Linked DNA regions of Homo sapiens: region 1 is linked to region 2. A link is a loop called in an ENCODE intact Hi-C map of the cell type or tissue named here. Cell type or tissue: Caco-2. All regions are shown on one strand. Each heading gives the region's core, and the rest is flanking DNA. Links, peaks and the distances in the headings are about the cores only.

Region 1 (7,809 bases), core at 1,569-6,568, 160 kb after region 2:
CATGGACATAAAGATGGGACAAAAAAAAGAAACATAATTTTTTTCACTCCTGGTGGGGTAAGAAAAAAAAAGAAATGAAAAAAATGATGGGAACAATAGACACTCGGACTATTAAAGGAGGGAGGAGGGAGGAGGGAGGGGCGTGAGGGATGAAAATTGCCTACTGGGTACAATGTCCAATATTTGCATGATGGGTACACTAGAGGCCCACCCCCCACCCATTGTACAAGTTATACTCATGTAACAAACAAGCACATATACCCCTGAATCTAAAATAAAATTTTAGATTAAAAAAATTATAGAAAAATAAGGTAACCTACAGTGACAGAAAGCAAATCAGTGGTTGCCTGGAGACAGGTAGGGGGCAGAGGCTGTCAAGGTCAAGTAAGAGGGAAGATTACAGAGCAGCAGAAGGAAACATTTGGAAGTGATTGATGTGTTCACTATCTTGATTGCAGTGATGAATGCACATGTGTATAAATATGCCAAAATTTATCATATCGCATACTTTAATAAGTGCCATTTATGATATGTCAATTATACTTCAAAAAGCTGTTTTTAAAAATAATGTATGTAACACAGGCATAGCATGACAGCCATCATTCTCCACCTTGTGCACCTTAGATTTTTATAGTAATAGAGCTTCACCTATTCTGCTAAGCCTGGGCTGGACCTCATTATTCTTCTTAATGTGCCTCCTTCTCTGTCAGACTGTCAGAGGTGATAACCTGAAAAGGAGAAAGTTTCCTCTGATTTCGCTAGAATCACTTAAAACACTAGAATCTTCCTCAAAAGGTAAAATAAGAATGTTCCAATATTCCCTCGATAACTCATTTCCTTATTTCATTCTCACCAGGAACCAGGACAGGGGGATGGGAGGAAGAAAAGCCACCTTATGTAACATTATATTGAAATATTACAAATTCTATCTTATGGACATTTATATGTAAATAAGGTGATCAATTCAGCTAAATATTTTGCTCTTTCTTTTACTGAACACTTTAGTCTATGTCACACTTAGGACTCTTATTGCCACAACTAACAGAAACCCCAGTCTGAATTGACTGAAGCTAAAATAGGAATGTGTTGGCTCATGTAAATTCATAGTGGAAGAATATTTCTGGTTTTAGGAATGGTTTGATCCAGAGACTCTTCACAAGGCCTTGGCTCTATTTCTCTGAAACCCTCTCAGCTCTAACGCCCCTGATGTAGACTTCCTGGTTTTATGCATCTTTATATCACAAAGGAGTTCTGATGATGATGCTCTCAGAAAAAGAAAAGTGTCTGGAAAGAGACTTCAGTCACATCTTACTTGTCTTGGGTCCAAACCAGATCTGTGCTTATTCTTGTACTAACACTGTGGCCAGAAGGAGAGGCTGTGCTCATTGATTGAAGCCTATCAAGACCCAGTCCTGAATCTGACAGTAGAATTAGTATCCTCTGAGTACTTGGAGGTAGAAAGGGATCCCCAAACAACAGGGGAACTGTTGTTACTGACAGGAAGGGGAATAAATGTTGGGCAACCCAAACAGCAAAGGTTCACCTTAGCAGTATCATACTCTTTGATGTTAAATTTGAGTGCAAATATAGGATATATGTATGTATTTATACATGAAGGCAGCCCTTATATGAGTAAACATTAAATAGGCAATTGTTAATAGCATTACCTGATGTTTCTCTGAAGGCATTACAAAAAAGTTATCATATAGTTAGAAGTAGTCTTTGCTGTTTTATTTCACAAGCAATAACTCATTAACCAACTTTGCATTCATTTTTATCCAGTTCAAACCACAAACATTCCCTTTTCTTGATCCATATATAATGCTAGGAACACAGACTTATTTTAAGTGGTAGGCATGGTAACCCACAGCCATAAAATGCTAAATGCTAATTCATTAACATTGACTTCATATTTTATTAGTTTCAAGCATTTATGACAAAGAAGATAGTGATGATCAAATATAAAGTATTTGTGGCAGACTGTACACCTTACTGCACGTAAACTGTTTGGGTTCAAAATCTCAAAGCTACCTTTTATGGAGGATAATATTTTCTCCTGCATTGGTTCAAACACAGAAGATCTTCACAGACACTGTTGTATGACAGCCATCCCACTAGGGGCTTTGGTGAATTGGGATGCCTATCTTGTGAGCAACACTAACAAATAATTAACAAGGAAAACAAATATTATATCTGATCAATTCTGTTTTCCCAGAAGCAAATTATTTGGTGATCTTTGTAAAAACAAGAATCTGTCATTTTTCACTCCAGCAAACTGCTTATCCTTATGCCTAGGATTCAAAATCCCTCCCTGCTTTCAAATGTTTTGGATGAAGACCAGTAAAATTTTGACACTAAAGTGGGTTCTTCCAGAAAAACACTCCCCTGGGAACCTGACTATTTCTTTTTTACATTTATTGATATTTTAAATACACTTGGACTACCAGAATAAATTAATCTGATTTATCGGTGCCAGAATCTAGTTTTTTTTTTTCTGCTTTTATTTTTTGTGTAATTTAAGCCTGAAACCACTCATTAACTGGTCCCAACCTTGAATAATCTACTCTCACTGTCCAGAGACTATTAGGTCAAATTGGTAGTCACTAACAGGTGAGGGATGGCTTTTTCTTTTTAATCAGTATAATCAGTACTTTTCTAACAGCAAAGATCAACTGTATTTTTCCCTAGCCTCCACCCCAAAACTCAAACAAAAATGCATTGCAGTGGCTCACAATGGAAGCCATGCCATTACACTCATATCCTCAGGTTCCACATCTGGGGATTCAACCAACCTCAGATTGAACACATTAGAAAAAAAAATTCACAATATCACAATAAAAATACAGTATAACAACTATTTACACAGCATTTACATTGTATTAGGTATCATAAGTAATCTAGAGATAATTTTAAGTATTTGGCATCCAAGGTGGGGTGAGGTAGGTGACATAGAACAAATTCCTCACATACCGAAGGACGACTGTACTCAGATTGCCCTACAGGACAAAACTTCTATTTTTCAATCCCCAGTTAAAGTTACTATGGATTGAACTCAACCCTTTCACAGAATACTTTTCTCAGTAAATTTCAGCTTTAGTTGAATCCAATTAAGTTGAATTGAGTTTACTCCAAATGTAAAATTACTGAAAATACGTATGGTATGTCTTGAGAGCAAGAAATGAGTTCCAGAAAGAATCCCTGAATGTATACCACTACATAAATACATGATAGATATCACTGGATACATATAAAGACAGAGAGAGAGAAAGGGAAAAGGAAAGAGAGAAAGAGACAGGGGGAGGAATCATTATTTGTGACAGTTTTAAAACATGTTCATAAATTCTTTGGCACTTCCTCCATGGACAGGTAGGGCCCATGTACCTTCCCCTCAAATGTGGGAAGGCATGTGACTGGTAGCCCACTAGAGCACAGTGGAAGTGATGCTGTACTGCAGGCTAAGTATCAAAGGCAACACTCTTCCCAAGTGGTCCTTTTGAGACACTGGCCTTTGGTGCTCTGATCTGCCATGTAAGAAAATTCTGAGGCCATGATACTAGCGGGAAGTACAATCCCCCTGAATGGGTCCTAGGTAGGTGTTCTGGCCTACAGCTACAACTGATGTCCCAGCACACAGCAAGCATCGACTGCCAGACATGTGAAAGACAAAACCTCCAGCTGACATTTGCTCCCAGCCATCATCACTCCCAGTGTTTGTGTCATTGTCAGCTGAGGTCCCAGATATACCAAAAGGAGATAAGCCATCCCCACTGTATCCTTTCTGAATTCTTGACCCAAAGAATCCACGAGGTTGGTGAAATAGTTATTTGAAGTTGGCAAATAGGTTTGTTAAGCAGCACAGATAACATGAACTTAATGGTATAGAAATAAGCTTCTAAAGAGAAGAAATTCAAACAGATAAGTTTACATTGGGCTACAAGCAGTCACTATCTTGATCTGTCATATTTCCATTTCCATCTTATCTTTAAATTTTTTTTTTGAGATAAGGTCTTGCTCTACCACCCAGGCTGTGTGTGTGTGCATACATATTCAATGGCGGAGAGCAGGGTGCATTTCACAGTACCTACCATGCCATGCTTTAATGTAGAAGAATTACCATTCAAACCCACATCATGGCTCACTGCAGCCTCAACGTCCCAGGCTCATGTGATCCTCCCACCTCAGCCTCCTGATTAGTTGGGAGTACAGGCACACACACCACATCTGGCTAATTTTTGTATGTTTTTGTAGAAATGAGGTCTCACCATGTTGCTCAGGCTGGTCTTGAACTCATGGGCCCGAGTGATCTTCCTGCCTCAGCCTCCCAAAGTGTTGGGATTACAGACATGATCCACTGTGCCCAGCCTCCATTTTACCTTTAATACCTATTTTTTCCACATTCCTATTTATATTAGTTTTGTGTTGAAAATTAATTATGTAGAGTCAGAACTCTTTCAGGACTAATGCAATGTTTGTTTTTGTGTGATGCTAGATATTAAAAGGAGGATGTCCCTGGTGACACAATGTCAAAATTATTCTGATCCATTTGGAACATTTCCAGTGAAAATGAACAGGCGCTGCTTAAGGAAGTCAAGGACACAGGAAAAAAATATGATCAGAAAACATCCTCTAGGGACTAATTTAGGGTAAAAGCAATATATAGCAGCTCATTTCTCCTCTTTCCCTGTTAAAGCTTAATTAGCCAAAGACCACTGGGCACAATGTATAATCTGACAAAATCAGATGTATTGATTTTCAGTGAGGGAGCACATGGCAGAAGCACTGTGGCAGACCACTCAACAAGAAGGAGCAGGAAACGTCTTCTGTACAGTGTGTGTTTCACTGAAGGATTTTGAGCAGGATCCAGGAACTGAACATCGGTTCTGGATTGGAGGCTGCTTCTGAAGTAGGATTAGGAAAGTGGGGATTAACTAGGGATTAGGATTGCCACGGGGTGTCCCCTGTAATACATGGATGTAGCAGAATAGTTCCAGGGACATCATCAATAAGAAAGCAGTGGTCACTCATAGAGCAGGTCTCTATGGTATTGGAAAGAGATGCTCTCTGTTCTCTGGGATCTCCCATTGTAAGGACTTGAACTTGGAGTTATTCCATCATCGCGTGGAAAGAATTTGCCTGAGAATTAAATCAACATGGATTAAAGCAGAGCTGGGGCACACTGGAACCCCTCAATCTAGCTCTGCCTAAAAAATCCATCTCTTGAATTGCCCATCACAGAGGCTAATACGCTCCTGTTTTTTAAAGCTACTTTGTTCAAGCTACTTTTAGGAGTTACTCTTGACTAATACAAGCCTGATAACGTTTTCTGAGGTTAAGATGCTCTCACCTGAACTCCAAAGATAAGCTTGTGTGTGTGTGTGTGTGTGTGTGTGTGTGTTTGTATGTGTGTGTGTGTGTGTGTGTGCATACATATTCAATGGGGGAGAGCAGGGTGCATTTCACAGTACCTACTATGCCATGCTTTGATGTAGAAGAATTACCATTCAAACCCCCATACTCTTGACATTTATATGAGGTTATATTTCTAAGTAACTAATAAATAACATCTAATATTCAATAAATTGACTTCTGTTTGTTGAATGCATATTTTGTACAAGGTGCTGAACTATATACCCTGAGGGGAAAATAAATAATAATCCAATATCATCCTGTTTTCAAAGCTATAGTTACTAGTTATAGTCAAGGCCAAAAGTAACATAGGCAGTCAGTCTTAATAGCACCTCAGAGGCAGGAGAGGCCATTACAGACCAGCAGCAGTGGAGAAAACTCTTCCACCAAGGCACAGGAAGGGAGTGGGGCTTTGACTGAAGAGTAAAATTTCAACCTGGGTGAGAAAGAAGACATTCCAGAAAGGGGTTAAGGTAAGGAAGTTGAAAACAATTATGGAAAGAGTAACCAGGACAGCTCGGGCCAGGAGAAGACCTCCAAAAGGGAGAGGAATGGAATATAAGTTTGGAAATGTAGATTGAGACCAGTCTTGAAACACCAGACCTCCAGATTTCTATTTTATCTGGTAGGAACTAAAGTGCCAATGCAGATTTCTGATTAGAGGAATATCAAGACAAAAAGAGGTTTTTAGTCAGGCATGGTGGCTTGTGGTTGTAATTCCAGCTACTCAGGTACTCAGGAGGCTGAGGTGGGAGGATTGCTTGAGGCCAGAAGTTTGTGACCAGCCTGGGTTATATAGCTAGAGCCAGTCTCAAAAGAGATGAAGAGAGAGAGAGACGAGAGAGAGAGATTTTCAGGAAAATATATTTGGCAATTCAATGTTTCTGACTGGAGAAGAGAATGGAGAATGCTGGATCCTGCTGCTATTCTTTACACAAAAGGTGACAGAAGTGTGAGTGAGCCTCTCAGCCAAAGGCAGGATGCAGCTAACCTCACCCCTACCTCTACATCCCATACCACCACCTGCTGGAGTAATTCAGGTTGATCCTCTTGTTGGCCTCACAGTTTACAGATCAGGCTAACATTTCTTTGAGCAAAGATTTCTCATTCAACAATCATTTTTTGAGAACTGCTGCTGCAAGGAATCATTCCAGTTGTATTTTGGGTCCTAGCTTTTCCATGTTATTTAATTAAGAATGCAAAAACACAGGGGTTTGACTGACTTCACTCACAGCTGGCCCAGAAGCAGGGATGTCAGAACCACCTGGAGGGCTTTCTAGACAGGCACTTCCAGGCTCCATCCTCAGAGATTCTGATCCAGTGGAGGGGATGGGGTCTAGGAATCTGTATATTTTAAAGTTCTTTAGATGACTAAATAAAAAGTAAAGTTTGGAAAAAACTCTTGTACTAAATATTTGCATATATTTTCAGTCTGAGCAATAGCACATAGATCTGAGAACTTCCCCCTTTGAATTGTACATTTAAAATAATAATTTTAAGGCATGATGGTGTGTGCCTATAATCTCAGCTACTTGAGAGGCTGAGATGGGAGGATTTCTTGAGCCCAGGAGTTCAAGGCTGTAGTAACCCATGATTGCACCACGCACTCCAGCCTGAGTGACAGAGTAAGAACTTGTCTCTGAAAAATAAATCAGTCAATAAAATAAAATATAATAAATTTTAAGAACATGTTCCAAAAGCATGGGGGAGGGAAAGGACAAGGAGACTTAGTGAGGGACCTTGAATTTCAATCCAGTCTTTCCAATTCTCCTCTAAATATTCTGTGTATCTATTTTTCTCACCAATGAGTCATCACAAGTACCTTTTATGGCATCCAACACCCACTGTGCCACCGAGCCACCATTTAGAGTGCAGATCTTCATTATGCCTTTCACGTCATCCTCTCTGCACTTTAAGATTTAGGCTCCTAGGTATTTTCCAGTCTAAACAACTATTCCAGCTGCCAGGCCACTCACTGGGTGGTATCATCCTTATTACCTATGCCAGTGATTCACCTGCCCAGGCCTGGTTTTTTTACTGATACATATTACACATATTTATGCAGTATGTGTGATATTTTTTCATATGCACAGAATGTGTAATGATCCAGTCAGGGTATCTGGGGTGTCCATCACCTTGAGTATTTATTATTTCTATGTGTTGGGAACATTTCAAGTCCTCTTTTCTAGCCATTTTGAAATATACAATACATTGTTGCTAACTATAGTCACCTTACTTTGCTATCAAACATTAGAATGTATATCTTTTTTTTTTTTTTTTGAGACAGAGTCTTGCTCTGTCTCCCAGGCTGGAGTGCCGTGGCCTGATCCTGGCTCACTGCAACCTCCGCCTCCTGGATTCAAGCAATTCTCCTGCCTCAGCCTCCTGAGTAGCTGGGATTAC
Region 2 (7,809 bases), core at 1,127-6,126:
AAGTATGAGCACAGGTATGCCAGGTAATTGGGGCCTGCATCTGTTCTCTAGGCTCTACCCCTCTCCCTCTGTGTTGGCTTCCTTTACAGCATGGCAATTCCAGGCAAATGTCCAAACACCGCAAGGTCCAGGGGAAGGAAGAAGGATGTCTTCCTGCATGCCTCATTTGTATCAGTGAGGAAACCTTCCCTGCTTCCCAACCAGGTACCAGACCAAGCTTCTCCTCCTACTTCATTAGCTGATACTATGTCACATGACCACCTCTGAACCAATCACTGGTAAGAGGTTACATGATTGGCTTAGACTATTCAGTACTTTCCCCTGGGCTGAGGAGAGAATCACCTTCCATGTCGACCAGGGGATAGGGAAGAAGACAAATACCTAAACGAGAGCAGGACTCTGCCAACAGGGATGGAGCAGTAGCTGGCTGGTGTGTAGGCACCCAATGCTGTCTCCTACACTGCCCACCGAACTCTTGTGATGAATAGATGAGACCATGAATGAAAATGGCCTACCACAGCGTCTGACTGTGAGGATAATAATAGCAGCTGACATTTTGGAGGATGTATAATGTGGTAGGCACTTTAGATGAGTTATCTAGTTTAATTAATACTCTGTGGGGTAGGAACCATTATCATGCTCATCTTTTTTTTTTATTTTTTTTTTATTTTACTTTAAGTTTTAGGGTACATGTACACAACGTGTAGGTTTGTTACATATGTATACATATGCCATGCTGGAGTGCTGCACCCATTAACTTGTCATTTACATTAGGTATATCTCCTAATGCTATCCCTCCCCCCTCCCCCCACCCAACAACAGGCCCCGGTGTGTGATGTTCCCCTTCCTGTGTCCATGTGTTCTCATTGTTCAATTCCCACCTATGAGTGAGAACATGCAGTGTTTGGTTTTTTGTCCTTGCGATAGTTTGCTGAGAATGATGATTTCCAGCTTCATCCATGTCCCTACAAAGGACATGAACTCATCATTTTTTATGGCTGCATAGTATTCCATGGTGTATATGTGCCACATTTTCTTAATCCAGTCTATCATTGTTGGACATTTGGGTTGGTTGCAAGTCTTTGCTATTGTGAATAGTGCCGCAATAAACATGTGTGCATGTGTCTTTATAGCAGCATGAATTATAATCCTTTAGGTATATACCCAGTAATGGGATGGCTGGGTCAAATGGTATTCCTAGTTCTAGATCCCTGAGGAATCGCCACACTGACTTCCACAATGGTTGAACTAGTTTCCCATCTCAGGTGCAGAGACACACATAGGCTCAAAATAAAGGGGTGGAGGAAGATCTACCAAGCAAATGGAAAACAAAAAAAGGCAGGGGTTGCAATCCTAGTCTCTGATAAAACAGATTTTAAACCAACAAAGATCAAAAGAGACAAAGAAGGCCATTACATAATGGTAAAGGGATCAATTCAGCAAGAAGAGCTAACTATCTTAAATATATATGCACCCAATACAGGAGCACCCAGATTCATAAAGCAAGTCCTTAGAGACCTACAAAGAGACTTAGACTCCCACACAATAATAATGGGAGACTTTAACACCCCACTGTCAACATTAGACAGATCAAGGAGATAGAAAGTTAACAAGGATAGCCAGGAATTGAACTCAGCTCTGCACCAAGTGGACCTAATAGACATTTGCATAACTCTCCATCCCAAATCAACAGAATATACATTCTTCTCAGCACCACACCGCACTTATTCCAAAACTGACCACATAGTTGGAAGTAAAGCTCTCCTCAGCAAATGTAAAAGAACAGAAATTATAACAAACTGTCTCTCAGACCACAGTGCAATCAAACTAGAACTCAGGATTAAGAAACTCACTCAAAACCGTTCAACTACATGGAAACTGAACAACCTGCTCCTGAATGACTACTGGGTACATAATGAAATGAAGGCAGAAATAAAGACGTTCTTTGAAACCAACGAGAACAAAGACACAACATACCAGAATCTCTGGGACATATCATGCTCATCTTATAGATGAGGACACTGAAGCACAGATGGGTTAAGCAACTTGACCAAGGCAGAGTCTACATTCAAACTCAGACCATCTGACTTCAAAGTCTGATTCCCAGGTACTCATTCTGTCAGATTTACTACACTGATGTTAGTCAAATGCATCACCTCATCCCTTCCCTAATTTCAAGAAATGTATGGGTTTTAGGTTCAATGGGATTAACACACAAGAAAAACGAGAACAATATGAGAGAGCAGCTAGTGACACTCTCAATGGCATCACAGAGGAGGGAAAAGATCAATGCACTGAGCATAGGGAAAGACAACACAGGGGACATCAGGAAGGCCACCGACAGGGCCTGGGCTTGGGGCAGGTGTGAGTGTAGGGAGGCAATGAAGGGTACCCCAGACTGGTGTGGCAGCTTGTAGTTTCCAGGAATAAAAAGCTACTTTTATATGATCTGGGCAAAGGGAAGCAGTTTTGGTATCCACTAGTTAGAGAAGTGACAAAGCATTGCAGAGGTCCAGCCACATTCAGTTTTAGGAGAGAGACTGTGAAGGCTGCTTCACTCATGAAACCATGGGCTCTTGTGCTGCATTGCAATGGACTTCATGAGTCATACAACTTTGTGCAAGGGAAGCCCAATTCCATCAGTAAACTCTTAATGATCCTAATAGCCTTATACCTACTGCCCGTTCGTTCGGTCTGTAGTGTTATGAACTGCAAAAAGAAGTTTAATCTTGGTGGACAAGGCCTAGAATCCCCCTCCCACTCCCAAATCATGTCAAAACCTCCTTCTGCAGATTTGGATTGGATGAAGTTTGGTGCTAGAGTTCGAACTCAAGGTACCAACGCACATATCCTCATTTCTCACATCTCCTTAGCTCCCTAAAGATTATATTCCCAGGCCTGCTCTATGGGTGCCCACATCTTCCAAATGACTCTGGAGATGTGGACCTAAACTTCACATTCTTGTGAAAAGTGTCCTGGGTTTCCCAGTCAAAGACTTTAGAATACTGGACACTAGATGGTATTTCCTGAGGAATATGACTTGAGGAAGGAAGAGGGTTTCTCTTTACATCTTACACCATTTCCTATAGCACCAACTTTCATGCCAAGAAAGGACCTCCAAGGACATGCTCTGGGCAGGGTTTGGGGTCATATTTTTTTCCTACATTGATGTGTCTGAATCAAACTAATGTCCCTATCCTATTTAAAGACTTGTCTGTTGACAGGTTTTGGTTCTTGTTCAGCATCATTTACTTAAAGTTACTTCCCAGATTTCTTTGCTTTCTAACATTTAGGCATTAGGTACCTTTCTACGTTAATAAAACAGAACTAAGTTGGGAAAGGATGTTCTTTGGAGTCAGAGATGGATTCCAAATCACAGCATTGTCAATCACTGCTGGGTGCCTGTGGACCCAGGACTGAACTTCTGAGGCAAAGTTCTTGTGTGCCAGACAGCACAAGGCTCCCATCTTAACAGGGTTAAAAAAATAAGTATAAGGAAGGCATCTAGATCATTGTCTGGCACATAATTTATGTTTTAAGTGTTAGTTTCTCATTCGTCCGCCCCCCATCCTTTTCTCTTTAGAGAAAGCAGGGAAATATTCAAAATTGTAAAAGCAAAAGAGCGTTTTGTAGTTGTCATGATGCCTGATGATGCCACTAAGTTACTGTGTGACCTGGGGTGAGTCCTTTACCTTGTCTTGTTTCCATTTTCTCATCTACAAAAAGAAGAGCTTTCATATTCTCAAAACTACCCATATATTTTAAATTACATTTTTTAATTACATAATGTCTACATTCCCCAAGTTCTGAGTCATAAAAATTCCCGAAATTCATCGCCATGTCCAGGCTCCTGGGTCATCTCCCACCACTGGGTGTGGTCCAGTTTCTTCCGTTTCAAGTTTACCCACTGGAGCCCTCCTGCTTTTGATGTGTTGTCAAATGGCTGCTATCTAAGATTAACAAGTACTTACTGACCACTTAGGAAGGGGCAGTGGCAGGGATCCAGTGATAGGGATCTCCAAAGGACCCAGTGGCCAGACCTGTCTAGACGGCCAGCAGTTCAGTAAAAGTGACTGATAGCAAACACAGGTGGAAAAGAATGTAAGGTCACCTTGCCCTGTGATTTGCAAACTATGTGCCTCTGAGACCTGGATGTCCCTTAGAGCCCCTGGCAGCAGAAAGGGAGGGAAGGCAGAAGAAAACGGGCCCAGCCCCACTCCACCAGAGTGTGTTCACCTCTGATCCATTTATTTCCTGGGTTTCTGCAGAAGTTTCTGCTAGAAGAGTCTACTGACAAAAAGGGGAAAAAAAAGTCTTGAAAGCTACCCACTTTAATCTTACCCTTTCATTTTACATATAAGGAAACTGTCCTTTACACTTCAAAAGCCTCAGAATAATTCCTGTCCTCTTTAGATCCAACAATTCCACTTTCAGGTAAGTTAGTCCTAAGAAAATAATTATGGATTTGTGAATGTTTCAAGAATGTTCATCACACAATGCTTTACAGTAGAGAAAAAAATAATGGAAGCACCAGCAAGAAAGAGGAGTAGTTGAATAAATCTTTTTTTTTTTTTTTTTTTTTTTTTTGAGATGGAGTCTCACTCTATCGCCCAGGCTGGAGTGCAATGGCGCGATCTTGGCTCACTGCAAGCTCTGCCTCCCAGGTTCACGCCATTCTCCTGCCTCAGCCTCCCAAGTAGCTGGGACTACAGGCGCCCGCCACCTTTCCCGGCTAATTTTTTTGTATTTTTAGTAGAGACGGGGCTTCACTGGGTTAGCCAGGATGGTCTCAATCTGACCTCGTGATCCACCCGCCTGAATAAATCTTACATCCCCAAACATGGAAAACTGGGAGGTCTCCTATATTACAGATGAAAAGTACTTGTATGGAAAAAATGTTCATAATATATTGCTAAGTGGAACACAGGAACACAGACACATGCAGGTGTATTTGTTTTGCCTCTAACATCTCCATCTGTGTCATAGAACAGTCTCTAAAGGGACATCATTGTGTCCTGGCAGTCTGGCAGTCTCTAAAGGGACATCACTGTGCTGATAATGGTCTGCCATTGCCCTATGGCATCACCCATTCTTTCTCTCCTGCATGACCTCTTCACTGCCACAGCAAGACATCCATGCTACGCTGCCACGTCTGGATGCCCCAGTGCTTCCATTCCTAGTACATCAGAATTCTGCTGGGGTTTTGACAAAAACAGATAACTGTGAGCCACATTTTTTCTTGATCTTAAAACAGCCATGCTCATACTCAGAGCTGCACAGTCTTTCTTAAATGGTTCCATCCATTTCTGGCCATCAACCCCTATCCAGCAGGTGTCAAGTCCAGTTTGTCACCAAGAATTGGAATAGACACCCCGGAACCTTTCATTCTGCTTTCTGCTTCCACTTTCTCTGCCTTCTGTAACAGTAGAAGGTTCATTGCCTGATGCATGTGGCAAGTCAATATGCCGAGACACTAGGTCACAGCAGAGAAAGAGATTTAATCTTAGGGTCACCAAATAAGGATGTTGACAAAAAGAGTCAAACTCTGTAAAATATATGAAGAGATTTATTCTGAGCCAAATATGGGTGACCAATGGCCGGTGACACAGCCCTCAGAAGATCCTGAGAACATGTGTCCAGTGTAGTCAGACTACAACTTGGCTTTATACATTTTAGGGAGACATAAGACGTCAATCAATACATGTAAGATGTACGTTGGTTTGGCCCGGAAAGGCAGGACAACCAGAAGTTGGGGGGCAACTTCCAAGTCAGAGGTGGATTCAAAGATTTTCTAATTGGCATTTGGTTGAAAGTGTTAAGTTATTGTCTAAATACCTAGAATCAATAGAAGGGAATGTCCAGGTTAAGATAAGGGGTTGTGGAGACCATGGTTCCCATTATTCAGAGGAAACCTCCAGGTAGCAGACTGCAGAGAGAATAGATCGTCAATGTTTCTTATCAGACTTAAAGTCTGCTCTATTCATCATTCCAAAAGGGAGGAGGGTAGAATGAGACATGTCCAGCTTCCCCTTCCCATCACAGCGGGAACTGGTTTTTCAGGTTAATTTCAGAACTCCAGTGGCCGAGTGGAGGGGTCCATCCAGATGGTTGGGGGGCTTCGAATTTTATTTTTAGTTTACAAGGAGATGAGAAGAAACCTCAAATCCATCTCCCTGAGGAATTCAGGGTTAGGGTTTTGGAGTGGGCCAAAGTGTGGAGATCATTGATTATTTGAAGAGTGCAGGGGGAAGTCATGGGATGGGAAGATGAAGAAGCTGTATTCTCACACTGATCTCCTTCCTCTGTGTGGTCTTCAAACTGGTTGCTGGAATTTGGGGGTCTGAAAAACATCTTCCTTCATATCATAGCGCATACACCTGCACACATGCACACACTTACGAACACATAAAAACACATGCTCATAAACAGACCCACACATGAGAACAACACACCTAAATCCCAATGGTTCTTAGATTGCACTCAAAAAGTTGTGGTCCAATCAGTCACCCCAAGCCTCACAATCTTATGATATCTAGTTAAATTTCTCAAGTTTGGGCCAATTGGTATAAAGAAGCCCAGTGCCAGGTATTTTTGTTTGTTTGTTTGTTTTTAAAGTCTGACTTATAGAATATCTTTAAGGATACAGAATTTTGTATTGGTATTCTTATTTCTCAACTTCACAGGACATACATTAATTGAAGATTCTTTTAGAATGCTACCCATCTACTTTGCTAAACTTATCTGTAATTAGTACCCAGCCCCAGCATTTTAAAAGTTATGTGAATCTTCAAAGGTAGTCTTCTTCTTAGCAGGTTAACAATTTGCTCCCACAATCATATGCTTAGGCTTAATAAACCCTTTCTTCATACATATATTTAAAAAACAGAAGCTTCATCTCATACCTCTGGAATTACTAATCTCTAAAACTACTGAGTGTGGATTAGTGACATTTTACTGTGTCACTTATCTAATTGAAGAGCATAGAGCTCAGTCAAAATTAAGCAAAGATGGACCCTGATCCCTTTCCAGGCCATACCCTTTTTGGAACTAGTTTAGGGGTGTCCTGGCTGAGGCAGCTTCAGAGAAGATGGAAGGAGAGAGGCAGTAGACCTCTGAGATCAGCCAGCCCCTCCAGAAATCCGCTATATTTATGATCAACATTCTTATGATTTTGTTTTCTTGACAAAACAAGCTATTAAATTCAGAAGATATTTGACATTTATATTCATAGTAAAAATATAAGTATATTTTCGGTTCATATTTCCAAGTCTCAGATTAAAAAACAAAGGTGAGATATCCAAGGCCAACACTGAAATTCTTAGGGATCAAGCTGGCATTTGCCTCCCTAAACCACCAGACCAGGTGCAGCACAGAACAAGGGTTGCAGTGGGGATAACTTCCAGGATATAGAAAATGTTGGTAACCTTTTTTTTTTTTTTTTTTTTTGAGACAGACTTTCACTCTTGTTGCACAAGCTGGAGTGCAATGGCATGATCTCGGCTCACTGCAACCCCCACCTCCCGGGTTCAAGAGATTCTCCTGCCTCAGCCTCCTGAGTAGCTGGGATTACAGGTGTGCACCACCACACCTGGCTAATTTTTTGTATTTTTAGTAGAAACAGGGTTTCACCATGTTAGCCAGGCTGGTCTTGAACTTATGACCTCAGGTGATCTGCCCGTCTCGGCCTCCCAAAATGCTGGGATTACAGGCGTGAGCCACCGTGCCCAGCCGGTAACCATGTTTTTTTAAAAGTACGTGGCCTTTTGCCCTTTTTAATGAAACAAAATAACTCAGCACGGAGGGATCATG

What was found. A loop is a pair of places that touch in the nucleus more often than their neighbours do. Peaks named below come from ENCODE experiments on the same cell type or tissue, not always from the same donor. Only the 100,000 strongest peaks of a DNase experiment are listed, where the experiment ranks them.
Region 1: a loop joins it to region 2, with 11 times the contacts of the local background. A loop is called at or near these places in 1 of 110 quality-filtered maps.

What each region holds. Positions count from the first base shown.
Region 1 is chr15:38,426,188-38,433,996 of GRCh38, reverse strand. No RefSeq gene overlaps it. Among named protein-coding and RNA genes, the nearest start is that of FAM98B, 24 kb to the left of the region's middle. In Caco-2, for the core only: no CTCF peak of the experiment used is centred there; DNase peaks (open chromatin) are centred at 3,696 and 4,066.
Region 2 is chr15:38,589,877-38,597,685 of GRCh38, reverse strand. No RefSeq gene overlaps it. Among named protein-coding and RNA genes, the nearest start is that of RASGRP1, 29 kb to the right of the region's middle. RefSeq lists an enhancer at 3,167-4,366. In Caco-2, for the core only: no CTCF peak of the experiment used is centred there; a DNase peak (open chromatin) is centred at 4,015.